Linked DNA regions of Mus musculus: region 2 is linked to region 1. The links are chromatin loops, found by intact Hi-C in ENCODE. Cell type or tissue: heart. All regions are shown on one strand.

The links. Hi-C counts contacts between places; a loop is a spot of excess contacts. Peaks named below come from ENCODE experiments on the same cell type or tissue, not always from the same donor. Only the 100,000 strongest peaks of a DNase experiment are listed, where the experiment ranks them.
Region 2: it touches region 1 in a loop (3-fold over the local background); 17 of 42 quality-filtered maps call a loop at or near these places.

The regions. Positions count from the first base shown.
Region 1 is chr19:30,426,313-30,428,812 of GRCm38, forward strand. No RefSeq gene overlaps it. Among named protein-coding and RNA genes, the nearest start is that of Gm36319, 32 kb to the left of the region's middle. In heart, a CTCF peak has its summit at 1,408 (motif pointing right); no DNase peak of the experiment used is centred here.
Region 2 is chr19:30,553,318-30,555,817 of GRCm38, forward strand. No RefSeq gene overlaps it. Among named protein-coding and RNA genes, the nearest start is that of Dkk1, 5.1 kb to the left of the region's middle. In heart, a CTCF peak has its summit at 1,506 (motif pointing left); no DNase peak of the experiment used is centred here; H3K4me3 peaks cover 573 bases; H3K27ac peaks cover 590 bases.

The DNA of each region.
Region 1 (2,500 bases):
GAGTGTCTGAAGACAGCTACAGTGTACTTTCATATAATTAAAAACAAACAAACAAACAACAAAACAAAACAAAACAAAACAAAAACACAACAAAAAAACCAAACCTGGAATGAAGCTAAGTTTTTACTTATTTTGGATCCTTATGTAATTAATGTTTTCAGTATACACCCTTTTCACAATATTTCTAAGCTGTGTAATGTTTTTAAGCAATGGCATTATTTTAGAATATAACATGGTTCTGGATAAAAGATGAGAGAGTTCTAAGAACAACAGTAAAAGCAAGGACAACGACTACCATTTACTGGGGAAAAAAATCCCACCTTTCAGCTACCACTGCAACCAGTTGTACTTACAATAACATGTTTAATATTCACAAGTATATGATTAGTAAGCCTAGTTATTCCTATTTTACACTTTAAAAGCAACTTTTACAGCAAAGAAACCAGGATTTCAGGTGAGCAAAAAAAAAACAGCCCATGATCTCAGGTGAGCAAAATGTAATTGACTCAAGAGAATCAATTAAAACACTGTTTTTAGAAGTCCATGCTACTTGTTGAAAAGACGTTTAAGTATGGCTAGGTTCTTTTGTCTCATATTAGTCGTACTTAAGTCACTCTTTACTTAAATGGGCTAGATAGGAACTGGGCTGTGTAATCCACACAGTTTTCTCTCCACAGGGAAGCAGAGATTCAAGAAGGTTAAATCCCTCAAAGAAAGCCACAGGTCTTGTCTGTTCAGAGCCTAAGCTTTCAAAGAGGGCAACTTCTGCCTTTTAGAGAACCCCTCCTCCGCGGCATAAATACAAAGCAACCATTATCGATTAACTTGGTAACTGCTCAGGGATAGCAGGCCACCGGAAATAGATAACTTTTAAGTTCATCACAGACCATGTACTTCATGATATGCATATTGTTCCTGTTTTTCAACGCGCTAGAAATCAAATCCAAGGCGTTTCGTTTGCTATGCGGATGCTTTTCCCACCTCAGTATCTCAGGCCCAGTTCTTAGTTTTTATCTACGGCTCTGAATAGGATGCTTCTCGTACCCCAAATTACTATGCAACATTAGCTAAAAGTCAATAGTTCTTCATGCCAACAGGAAGTGATGGGGGAGAGAAAATGGTACCCCCCTACTTCATTGGTAACATACAAAAGAAAAGTAGAAAAATTCGGGCACAAGAACAAGATTCCCAAATGCTGGCTATCTTCAAAAGTTTTGTCAGCCTCAGCCAGAGATCAGTTTTTTGATCAGTTTCTCTCCCTGCAGCTAGAGTTGCTACTCTCCTGGATTTTGAATATTTAAAATCACCTCTTTTAGTTGTATTCTCCCCACCCCCACCCCCCACCCCCACCCCGTATACTGTAGAACTTTCTGGCACCAGGTGGCGATAGAGAGTCACCACTGCTTGGGTTTGGCAGAGGGTTGGGGTGGGGGTGGTCCCTTATTATCCTAAGAAGCAAAACAAACAACCCCCTCAAAACCAAACCAAAACAAAGACAAACAGAAAAGAAGAAAACTTTTGAATTAATTGTGCTTCATTTAAAAAAGACTATTTGGAGGGCAGGTGAGAGCAACACAAAAACCCCTTTATCTTTTCTAACCAAGACTCTGTAGCCCTAGCACTAGACATTTCTAGACAGCTCAGAGATGGTCTGTGTATGTTTTTAACCCTAGCTTCACATTGGAGTCACTTAGGGGCCTCTTTCCATGCCCAGCTCCTTCCAGTCAAAATAAGATACATTTTCTTGAAATTGAGCCCTGATATTTGTATTGAGCCCTGATATTTGTATATATTTTAAATTTTCAGATGTCATATTTAAGCAGGTTGACACTTGTCGTACTTTAAAATGTTTTTAATAGGGTTGCCGACTTGGACAGGATTTTCACGAAGCTTAGAGTCTGGCCACAACTCAATAATTTATAAGGATAATTTAACTCATGACCTCCTTCTCTTGGCAAAGATTATGATTATGAACAGAAGGTCAGTATGTTCATTTATTTCAAGAAATTCTTAACTGGGCAACTCTGGTTATACAAGAGAATGAAATGTCCTATAGCATACTTACTTATTTAATTATTCATTCACCATTTAGAAGAAGCCAAAAGAGAAAACTGAAATCGAGATATACGTTTAGATGGTTTGACGCATGCAGGAATTTAACACAGAATGGAATGTAATCTACAGAGGCAGTACAATCAACAGAACATGCTCCAGGATTAAGGTGGAATTAAATCTGCATCCAAACGGGTTTTTTAAAGCATTGAAAAGAAAGGTTAGTCAGAACAAGACAAGATCTAAGAATACATGCTGACTGTTTCTGGGCACCGTCCCATCCTAAAGGGGCTCCTAGAGTCTAGGCAAGGCCACACAGCAAGCTTAATGCTGCTAGGAACACCACACCTGCTCTGGAATCAGATTGCCCAGGGACGACTTTGGCTCTGACACCACTAAGTGGTGTACTTTGGAATAAATTTGCTGTTAACTATGGAGCACCTCTTTT
Region 2 (2,500 bases), 130 kb after region 1:
CAAGCTTTCAGACGTGACTCATGTTTGGAGTCCCTTGAAGTGGGTAGGCTTTTCTGTCCTACAAAGAGGAGCAAGTGAGTTTGGGATGCTTATCTTCGCTCTGTCCCTGGAGATGGCTAGCCTAGATAAACCCAGCGCCACAGTCACAAGACTATCTAACTCAGCTCAGAAAACGATCCTGGAGCCCTTGAAGCATAAACAGCCTGGAGCTCAGAAGTGAAGGAGGTCTGGTGAGAATGATGACAGCAGCATCTTTCAGGAGGTCCTGACTCCCAGAAAGGCCTGTGATAGGTAGGGTCTAGGAGTCCAGCTGCCTCATAATATCCCCTGTAGGACTTAATATTTCCAATCCTAAAGATAGGGCGGTGCCAGCATAAGGCGGGGCCCGGACAGCAGATATATAGGAGATGGAATTTTCTTCTGTGCCACTGGGTTCTTGTCATACTCCCTGTATCATACTGGCATTCTCCAAGGGCTGTGACCAAAAGGGCCCCTTGCCACTGCCCTGGAAGCTAAGGGCTGGAGCTCAGCAATGGACTGCAAGGTGACAACTGTCCCTTTGTGATTGTGGAACTAGCTTTCTTTTCATTTGTAAATGTCATGCTGGGAAGTCAAGGGAGCCCCCTTCTGGATACAAAAGTAGTCTTTAAGCCGTCCTGGGCAAGGCCTTTTGTCTTCAGGTTAAATGTCTTTCAGACAGCGTTATTAAGCAATACTCACTATTGTGGACCCTGGGAACTTGCTGATTTTGGAGAATGTAAACTAAGTTTCTGGAAATATGGTGAATTACGTGACTCTTGATTTTCTAAAAGATGCCCGAGCAGAAGGGAGTGAGAGAACGAATGAACAAATTAATATGAATGAGAATGGATGAATGAATGATTTTGTTTCTTCATCCCCAAATTTCCAGCTAGAACATTGTATTAGAACCTTGGTGGAAACAAGATGTAGGCTAGAAACAGTACTAACTTCTGCTAAGGGGTTGGAGCAAGGATTCTTCCCCCTTGAGAGGATCTTGGAGCTCCAAGCTGCTGTTGCACTCTCTTCCTGCCAGGGTGAGCCGCGAACCTCCATTGCCTGAGCGCTGGCTCAGGCGGCTCACTGCAGTCACAAGCCATCGCCACCTTACAGTAGTGTAAAATGAAACTTGCTTAAAGACTCTTTGATGAGAGAAGATCAAACAGCTCAGGGTCCCTGTCTTAATCAACCGTGAGCCAGGTGGCCTCGCAGAGAGCTGGATTTGGGGCTTCTGTGGACTTTGTGTTTAGCAAATTCATCAGCGTAATCCCGTTGAAGCCCTGGCCTGGGCGCAAATCTCTTCGCACTACACTGCTGCTGTGGGTCCACGGTGTCAGTTCTCGGGGCAAATAAATCAGGGTTAATTAGAAGTGGGGAGGGTAGAGGGGGAAAGGAGAGGCACAGGAAGATTTCTGCTCTGAGAGACGGTAAGTCCTCACCACTGCTAGTTCGGGAAGGAGCAATCCCGTTCCTCTGCTTCCCCCTGGTGGATCCTATCGGAAGTGATCTGGACCTAAAGTGAATTAAAAAAATAATTCTTTGGAAGATTTGTTTCATTTTGTTTTTAGAGACAGGGTTTCTCTGTGTAGCAGCCCTGGCTTTCCTGGAACTCACTGTTTAGACCAGGCTGGCCTCGAACTCACAGAGGTCCACCAGCTTCTGCCTCCAGAGTGATGGGATTAAGAGGGTATGCCACCACACCCGGGATAACTTCTCCAGCTCTCACACTGAAAACGTTTCAAAGCTAAATAGTCTCCAACTTTTAATATTCCATATAATATATAGTAAATCTTCGCATAATAGAATAAGATAGGATAGCGTCTAACCGCTGTCTAAAGACTAAGGAGTTGGGGTCTGGCACAGAGGCTCTCAGTGAAATGTTTATTCAGTTAGGTTTAATTTGCACACCAGCATTCCTCATTCCTGGATGAAAACTTAGGCTCTTCAGATGATAAGTACCACACTTAAGGAGAATCCTATGCTGCATGTATTTCAGGAAAGTTCATTCATCTATAACCATTTTTTATAAAACTTTTTAGAAAATGAAAATATGTCATTTGTTTCAATGAGAAAATGTTAATTTCAAATTTTCCACTTTTTTTAAAAAAAGAATATTATCTAGGAAGCTTATGAAAAATACAAGCAGGTAATAATTTTGTGCCCACTCATGTTTTCCTTTTTTAAAAAAATAAAAGCTGTTGGAACTTGTGTGATAAATCTTTTAAGCATGCAACTCAATATTTATAATCTACTAAATTTTAGATATAACAAGTGCCAACTATAGAAATCACACAGCATTGTTTTCATATTGGGCTTTAGATTATGTTTTCTAAGAATGGTTTTAAAGAAGTAAATTGACCTTCAACAAAAGAACTCGAGAGGTTTTGTTTTTGTTTTTGTTTTTTCTTCCTGTTGTTGCTTGGGACAAGGTTTTGCCATGTAACCCAGGCTTGTCTTGACATGGCAATCGTCCTACCTCAGG